3 separate regions of the Homo sapiens genome follow, and all the other regions are linked to region 3. A link is a contact called in ENCODE Hi-C or POLR2A ChIA-PET data. All regions are on one chromosome and are shown on one strand. The core of a region is the stretch at or near the end of the contact, and the rest is flanking DNA. Distances in the headings are between cores, read along the strand shown.

What was found. Hi-C counts contacts between places; a loop is a spot of excess contacts on that map. ChIA-PET counts read pairs that join two places held with the same protein, here RNA polymerase II (POLR2A). Pooled maps may share reads with other maps.
Region 1: a loop to region 3 is called in a pooled map, with 11 times the contacts of the local background. The contact joins two enhancer-like sites. A Hi-C loop is called at or near these places in 1 of 168 maps with a recorded cell type or tissue (endothelial cell of umbilical vein) and 8 of 50 pooled maps. POLR2A ChIA-PET finds 5 or more read pairs at or near these places in 1 of 52 experiments (WTC11).
Region 2: a pooled map shows a loop between it and region 3 (2.3-fold over the local background). The contact joins two enhancer-like sites. A Hi-C loop is called at or near these places in 1 of 37 single-sample maps with no recorded cell type and 2 of 50 pooled maps. POLR2A ChIA-PET finds 5 or more read pairs at or near these places in 3 of 52 experiments (CD4-positive, alpha-beta T cell, activated CD4-positive, alpha-beta memory T cell and naive thymus-derived CD8-positive, alpha-beta T cell).

The regions. Positions count from the first base shown.
Region 1 is chr11:128,830,032-128,832,995 of GRCh38, forward strand. No RefSeq gene overlaps it. Among named protein-coding and RNA genes, the nearest start is that of KCNJ1, 36 kb to the right of the region's middle. Within about 2 kb of position 1,305, at least 14 of the 41 ENCODE cell types and tissues checked have a DNase peak (open chromatin) inside an H3K27ac peak, as active enhancers do; they include endothelial cell of umbilical vein, where a contact is called at or near this core.
Region 2 is chr11:128,719,228-128,721,936 of GRCh38, forward strand. The region is part of intron 1 of FLI1 (Fli-1 proto-oncogene, ETS transcription factor); the gene reads left to right. Among named protein-coding and RNA genes, the nearest start is that of SENCR, 25 kb to the left of the region's middle. Within about 2 kb of position 1,389, at least 11 of the 41 ENCODE cell types and tissues checked have a DNase peak (open chromatin) inside an H3K27ac peak, as active enhancers do; they include CD4-positive, alpha-beta T cell, where a contact is called at or near this core.
Region 3 is chr11:128,341,589-128,344,518 of GRCh38, forward strand. No RefSeq gene overlaps it. Among named protein-coding and RNA genes, the nearest start is that of LINC02098, 130 kb to the left of the region's middle. Within about 2 kb of position 1,408, at least 22 of the 41 ENCODE cell types and tissues checked have a DNase peak (open chromatin) inside an H3K27ac peak, as active enhancers do; they include CD4-positive, alpha-beta T cell and endothelial cell of umbilical vein, where a contact is called at or near this core.

The DNA.
Region 1 (2,964 bases), core at 55-2,554, 490 kb after region 3:
CCATGGAGCTCCTAGTGTATTTTATTTTCTAAATGTGTCTGTAGGACATTGTTCAGTGCCCAAATATTTGTTTAAAATAGCAGGCTGGGCGCGGTGGCTCACGCCTGTAATCCCAGCACTTTGGGAGACCGAGGCGGATGGATCACGAGGTCAGGAGTTTGAGACCAGCCTGACCAACATGGTGAAACACCATCTCTACTAAAAATGCAAAAAATTAGCCAAGAGTGTTGGCGCATGCCTGTAATCCCAGCTACTCAGGAGGCTGAGGCAGGAGAATCACTTGAACCCGGGAGGTGGAGGTTGCAGTGAGCTGAGATCGCGTCACTGCTCTCCAGCCTGGGCGACAGGAGGGAGATTCCATCTCAAAAAAAAAAAAAATAGCGTAGCATTTCACACTGCATTAACTGATTTCCCTGTCATAGTACACTTAGGCTTTTCACCCCTACACATAATCCTGCAACAAACATGCGTTTATGTGAATTCATCTATTAGGTGTCTGTGGTAAAAATAATCCCTTAACAAGGAATATGACTTTGTGGTTAATTCTGTGTCATGTGTTCTACTAATTGATCTTCTCAACAGCCACATGGGGTTGGTTTCATTATCATCAGCTTACGAATGAGAAACCCACAACTCAGAGAGGGTAAGCGAGTTACCAAATTCATATGAAAGCAACTGAAAAAGAATTTGGACTCAGGCCTCCGGGAGACAGGAGCTGGCCTGTTCCTGGGAAAGCCCATGAATTTTGACCCAGACTAACCTGTGCTTTCAAAAGTGCCTGTTCTGCTATCTACAGTTGTTACTGGGATTAAATGAGTAGATACTTATAAAGCACTTAAAATAATGTCTGCTCATAATAAACCCTGTATAAATGTTGAATATATAGATACATAGCAGCTCTGCCCTGACTAGCCGTGTATGGACCATGAGCATGCATCTTAACCTCTCTGGGCCTCAGACTTCTCATCTGTAAAATGGGAGTCATGGTATTATGTCAGCTTTATTGTCAGGAAAATGTAAAGCACATGGAATCTCATAGACTCTAACACATGGTAACAACTTCCTCTTCGAGCCAGTCTAATCTCTCTAGAATGATAAACTTCTATATTTAAATCACAATTTAAATTTTTTTATGTCTTTCACGGTCATTTTATCACCCCAGCAATGACTAGAAGGCCCAATATTTTATATATCTCTGTTAAATATTCTAAGCATTATTAAGAGCTTTCTGGGTATAGCCAAGCCCTCTTAACCGTCAGAGGCAGACTACTTTTCAACCAGGTCAGTTTCACTTTTGCGATCTGGAAGTATATGGCGCCACCTGCTGGCCAAAGCACACCTCGCCAACAAAGTGCAGGTTAGTTCAGGATTGCCCATTCTAGTAGGATCCCCCCTCGACCCCTACCCTCCCCTGTCTTCACTTCCACCCAGGGGGAAATCTGAAGCACAGGATGGGTCAGCAATCGACTCTTTCTGAAGCTGGGTAAGACACATTATTCCTCTTGAACAGGCCCCCCTGCAGAAACTTAGGGACCCTAAGTTTCTCCACTTATGAAATAACAGGGTAGGGTCAGGCTTTGCCTAGGTCCCTCTCACCGCTAAGCTTCTAGGATTCTGTGAGTTCACCTCGGAGGCAGGCACAGGGAGGAAGGTGAGCTACTGTGTCTCAGGTTAAAATCAAGCCTGGAAATGGAAAGCAAGGCCAGGAATGTAGGCTGGGAAACGATGAGGCCCAGGACAGAGGAAACGAGGGCACAGCATGGGACCCCCGCTCATCAGCCAGACCCACCCTGCCTTGGCCTTGCCCATCATCGGCAGAATAATCATCATCACTCAAACTACCGCTTATTGGGAGCCTATATCAGACACAGTGCTAGGTTCTTTACATAGTGTTTTGTTAAATATTATTTCATACTATATCTGTACACTATCCCTTTAAGGTAGGTATTATTGTTGTTCACAACTGGAAAAAAGACTCAGAAAGGCTAAGAATTTGTTCAAGCTAAACACAGCCAATAAGTGGGAAATCTGGGATTTGACCCAAATCTGTCTGTCTTCAAAGCCCCTGAACCTTGCACCTTATTTCTTGCCTTCATCCCTCCTCCTTCCTTGCCTACTTTTTTCTTTTATGCTTCATCAGGCTGTGTTTTTCCGAGGCTATCACAGGTTCAGGTTGCATCTGGCCATTGATGTGGGGAACTGAGATAACCATAGGGATAATTGTGGTCTCTACTTGCCATTTTTAGTTCAACTAAAAACAACTTTGCTGGTGGCCTCAACAGCCCACTCATTAGTGATTGCTTACTTTCACTTTGTTGGTGTAGATGAAGGTGCCTCCGTGTCTTCCCTTCCAGTGAGGGCTTCCCAGCTTCCTCAGATGCTAAGTGCAACTGTAGATACACGTGGCCTCTGTGTTCCCAAAAGAAGCAGTGCAAGGGTGCAGGGCTTTATCCATTCCCAGACTCACCTGCCTTTCTGATCCTGGCTACCACCTTCCAGGTGCATTTTCCTTCAGGAACAGTGACTGCCAGGCACAAAGTTTGTGGGTGGCTCCAGGAAAGGGGAGAGGCACAGGAAAGAACGCTGGGCTAACTAGCAGGCAGGCACCCTGGCTTCTGACCCCTGCTTCCCCACTTCACAGCTACATGACCTGGGCAAGTCATAGGGTCTCTGAGACTCAGTTTCCCATCCTGAAAAATGGAAATGACGACACTTTCTCTGCCTCCCTCAAAAGTTAGTTTCTGCCTCTAATTCTCTAATCTGTCCCTCATGCCAACACAAGAGATATAGTCCCAAAATACTTGTTTAATCATCCCATGCCCCCTCAAAGACTCTGGTGGTTTGACTGATCAAGCCAGGACTCAAACTCAAGTCGGCTTGGCACCAAACTTCTGCCTCTTTGGACCATTCCTTCCACGTGGCCATGCTGTGGCCATGTAAAACTGCACGGCACTTCCCAGAGCC
Region 2 (2,709 bases), core at 139-2,638, 380 kb after region 3:
CGGCCATGTGACTGGACCTGTCAGAGTCTCAGTTTCCTCATCAGTTAGATTAAAAAAAAAAAAAACAGTTCGTAATGTTGTGAGGACAAAATGGTCTGCGTGTGTGTGTACTCTTTCTCCCCTTTTCCCGTGTGTGTGTGTGTGTGTGTGTGTGTGTGTGTGTGTGTGTAAAATCTGTAATATTTATTTACTTATAGCTTGAATAAGTTCCCCTGGGAGTCTCAGGCTGCCTGCCTCTGATAGATGTGACATTGTGAAGTTGCTGAAATCCACCTAATTAGCTGTCAAAGAGTGCATTATACAAAGACAGCGAGGGCTCTGCATTCAGTCTAAGCTCTAAGGACTGGCACGATCTCTGGTGGACTTGAAGGGCAACGGAGACTTACTGCAAATTTTGGGAGCTGAATTACATTCATCCCGTCTACTCATGTTTCTGGGGCCTCATTTGCTTTCCTGGGACAAGCAAGGGCAAGGCGCTGGGCAGGTCAGTGCTGTGAGAAAGCAAGGTGCTCCAGCAGCATGGAGTCACCGGCTGAAATGGACAAGAGCTATGCAGGGCAAGGAAAAAGGGAGGAGAGGGAGTCAGGGCCATGGGAGACAAGGGACATGGAAAACCCACCCAAGGCTGCTGAGAAACAGGACTAAGTTAGTAAGCCCATCCTGCAGGTGCTACTACTTCTTCTCTGTTTCTTGGCTTACTTTTTTTTAAAACTCATTACGTGCATCGTTTAAGTTCTTTAAAATAATGATTGCAGAAGTGTCACTTCATCCTTGTATAAAATTTAAAACGTATAGAAAATTTCAAAATAAGAATGTAAAAGCACGCATAGTCTCACAATACAGAAAGCAGCCGATTCATATTTTGGTGCCCTTCCTTCCGGTCTTTATAATGCAAATATATAGACATATATGTATTATTTTATCTAGCCAGAATCATATTGCTTTGTAACCTCCTTTTATTCTCTTTATATTAAATTACGGCCATGTTCCTGTATCATTAAATATTACACTATATCACTACTTCTGATGGAAGTACAGCAAACCACTAAACACGGAAGTCAAGTCCTGGGCTCTGGAATAGTATATATTATTTTAGTTATGCCCAGCTTCTGGACCTGGGATGGCATTTTGTAACAGACGCAGCCTTATCTCTTTTGTATTTTCATAAAATCTTCAGTATAGGCTCTAAAAAGGAGCCCACGTGAAATGCTGAAAAGACGATGTTTAAAAAGTCACAAAGTCCCCCTAGAGTCATAAAACCAGAAACACTGGGGGGTGGGGAGGCCAAGCCGGGCCTTCGCTCACCTCCTTGTGCCTCTTAATGCAGCCCAGATGGAAGCCCGTCCAAGACCGGATTGCAGGCAAGCCCAGGGCCCGATCTGATAGCACAAAGACACCCACAACTCTGAATTTCCTGCTACCAGGAGGCCTCTTTTTGCATAGGCTGTCTGATTTACACATACGTGGAAAGCAGCCACTAATAATAGAAGGGTTGCCTCTTTTCTTCCGTTGTCAGACTCCGCGGGCCCTGCTCAGTGACTCCCGCGTCTCCAAGCAGCTGCCTGCCTCTCTTTCTGCCCCTCACAGCAACAGGGTCAGCCGGGCTCCTTGTAAGAAAGAGGCCAGGCCCTCTGCGCCTTCTCTGTGTGTGGCGGAGGTGGGGAAGGTGCTTTCTGAGGGCTCTTTGTCTGGCGAGCAAGCCGGACCTCTGTGCAACAGAAGCCGCCTCTGGCCACCCCCGGCCCTTCCCCCTCCACCCAGTCAAGTTCTGCACAGCCAGTGTTTTCTCCTCCAGCCCCAGCTAACCTGAGCTCTCTCAACTAATCCAGAGAAGCTTCTGGAGAATCTGTCCTTGCCAACTAGGGGCTGGCAAGTTCGTGAGAGAGAATTAATTCTCTGTGAGCCCCTTAAGACTAGTAACTATGTGGAGCTCACCCCTGTAGGATGCACCACAGACAGCTGGAATGGTCAAGCCCTTCAGGGATGCCTTCTTCTGCTGCCTTGATTCACATGGTGCCATCCACTCAATCATTCATTCATTCCGCCAGCCTGTACTTGGCACCTCCTATTCTCAGCACGGTGTAGAATATAGGGATGGAAGAATGGAGGCGAAGACAGACGAGGTCCCTGCTGTCACAGAAGAAACAAAGAATAAAAAGAGAAGAAACTAGAATTGAAGAGTCTGTGGTGGGGATTGCAGGGGAGATGCCTGTCAAGTTATAAAAGGCCCTAATACATTTTTGCTTTATGTTTGAAATTGTGACCCTGTCCTTAGCCTATTCCCAACCAGCCTCAAGCATGGTTCAGTCTCACAGTCCAGCTGCTGAGCTGTAGAGAGACCATCTCTTTATACAAGATCAATTATGGGTGCAAGAGCATGCCTGGCTCAAGCACACAGACCCACAGACCCTTGTGGTCAGGGAGTTCCTACATGAACCCAAACCTTTGGGGGCTGGGATGTTTACTCTTGGCACTCTGGGATTTCCTGTTTCTAAGAAAATGGGCCTAGATGCTCAGCTACATTAACCAAACAACATGTTGACACAAATGAATCTGAAGCTTGCCCGCTCCAGGCTCTCTAGAAGGTCAGGTTTGGGAATGAAGGCATTTGGGTGACTTTCCAAACTCTGAATCCCAAGCCCAGTGACTCAGGCCAGGTATTAATTTGAGGGATCTGCTTCCCTCCTCTTCCTGCCTAAGAAGGCCCCA
Region 3 (2,930 bases), core at 158-2,657:
AATAGGCAGAATCTACCTATTACTCTGAATTATTCGTGGGCAGGGCATAGCGTACCCATCTCCCAAATCACACTTCAGCTTTAGGATTTCTACGTCTTACCCCCATAGGTATTTTGAGGAGCAGGGCAGCCTCTATCGTGGCTTCATTTATTTTGCTTTCGGAAAAGTGGAAAGAGATTTCCCTAAGCACTGGAAAGAATCTGAGATAGGAAAGAGAAAGCCAGAAGAGAAACAAACTTCAGACAGCAGCGTGGAGGAAGGAAGTGGAAACAGAGACCAGATGAATTCCGCTCCCCAACTTTCAACCCAAAACTGCCTCCTGAGCTGCGGGGTCCCAGAGGCTCCTGGGTCCTCCAGCAGGAATCAATGTGCACATTTCCATATCAAAGAAACAAGCTCCCCGCACAGGACCTCAGTGAAAGGAGATCTGCACTGAGAAGAAAGCGAAGTTAGGCGCCTCGGCAAGCATTTAGAAATAACTTTAAGCACCAGCAGCTCAGGCCTCATTTTTGTAATGCTCAATCACGGATCACCTATCGACCAACCCATCAAACTCCCCGCCCCCAGCACTTTTATTTCTCCTCTTTAGGAAGTACACTTCAGTATCTTTGGCACAGTGCATGAGCACGACTAAAGTAAAACATCGCAGAAAACATAGCTTTAGTCTACCCTTCGTGTCCTAAAAGGAAAACCAGTAGCTTCCCAGGCCACCGGAAGGGCAACACATGTCCTCTGCAGTTTCTGCACACGGGAAGGTAAAGACAGAGAGAGGACCTACTCCTCAACACAGAAACATTTCAAAATCTTTCCTCGCCTGCAACCCAAGCTGAAGTCATTCTCCCCAGAAATAACAAAAGTTGGAAGAGAAGCCGGAGACAGGATAGGTGCAGGAAGCCCACACTTTGAGGGCAGCACTCAGACACCCTCTCCTGTGTGCAGGACGTGCCGAATGTTCAGGTGCAATGAGAATGAGCCATGCTTGGCTTACGAGGGCAATCTGGCCCATCAAGTGGCCTTCGCCTCTGGGAGTAACAAAAATGCACTTCAAAATAGCTTCTGTAATCAAGCTGCATGGGTGGAGTACTCCCCAGCTGACTCCAGGAAGTTCTCTATCCAAAGCTATTCATTAGGCCAGAGCTGTGCAAATAATTAGTCACCCACTTGCTCCATAACCCTCCATGACAGCCCAGGCATTGAGTCCAGGTGGGACCATCAAGCCATGCTCTGGTGGCTCATGCATTATCATAGAAATGGGAGGCTTTATTTATTTTACTAAAAAGAACAAAAACAACAGACTGCTGTCCTTTAGACAATAGGATCACGTCATCTGAGCCCTCTGTGCCCCAGGTGACAAGCCCAGCCCCAAGTTCTCTTTCCTCAGCCTCCCCACACATGTTCTGGAGGAGATGGGCCCAGCAGGCTGCTCTGAGGCCTGGCTGTCTCATCCTGAGAATGCGTCACCGTGAAGTGCCCTTGCAGATGTTTCCTGGGCTAAGCCTGACAAGGCTGAGAGCAGAGACTTTGGCAGCAGGAGGCCAGGGGGAAACAAGAGGCAGCCCTGAACTCAGCCTTCACGGCCCTCCCTAAACACATGGGCCAGCCACAGGGAAGAAAAAAATGCCCTGTAGCACAGGAATCTAAAACATTGCTGTTGTTCTAGTTAATAAAAGGACTTAGAGATTGAAAAGAAGTACCATCTGTATGGCTGGCAACAGACAGCATGATTTTGATGACTGACTCTGGGGAGATCTGAGAAAACAGTACATAATATGTCCTTACCTCTGCTCCATCATTCATGACCCAAGCTCCTGCCCTGTCTTCTCAGGAAGATTCTTACAGTAACTCCAGTTTGGAATTCCCCTTTCATATTTGAAATAACAACAGTAATAGTGACCACTAATGCTTACCGAGTGTCCACTCTGTGCCAAGCATCGTGTTTTTATCATCTTTTTTGTTAGGCACTGTACATGGATTAATACAATTACAACCCACCACAACCCCATGAGATAAGTACTTGTACTATCCTCATTTTATGGGTGATGATACAAGAAACAGAAAGGTTCAGCAACATGCCTAAAGCCACACAGCTACTATGAGGCAAAGTCTAGGTTTGAACTCAGAAATTCTGACTTCAGACTCACTTATCTTATTATACTTCACTTAGTATCTCCCATTAATTAATTCATTCATTCTTCCTTTTATTTGTTAATTCACCAAATATTCTGGGAAGCTACTTGTCTAGACACTGTATGAAAAATGAGAATGGATACAAAGCAACCTCAGACATGAACTCAAGGTCCTTACAAGCTTAAACGTATATGATACATTTCCAAATAGCAATACTATGAGGACAGCTGATACTCACAACATAAGTCTTGGTGGTCACAGGAGATCTATCATAGGATTTCACGAAGAACCTGACACTGAAAACCAGAACTTGAGGGAAATAAAACCAAAATAGAAAGCATTGCTCACAGAAGCACGTTCAAGCGTAGCCCAGCAGAATGCATGTTTATAGACAGCAATTTTCTAGATTGGTAATTATGACATATGCATGAGTAGCACCATGAGTGATAAGAACAAGACTGGCAGGTTATGGCCAAAAAATGAAGATTACTGAGTTTAGGTTTATTTGTAGACCAAGGGGAGTCCATGAAGGTATTTGAACAAAAGAATGATGCAATGAAATTGTGCTTTGGGAAGATTAATCTGCAGTGTACATCGTGACTAAGTTAGAAGGGAGAGAAGAAACAGAGGATGAGTTGGGTGACTATCACAGAACAGGCAAGAGATAATGGCAAGTTAAACCAGAATGAGATGGCAGTGGTATAGAGTAGAGCTGCTGGGGAACCCGCAGGGAAAGTTCAATGAAAGGACGTGTTGGCCTTCTGTATATGAAAGCCCATGGAGGGGAATTGTGCGTAACTAGG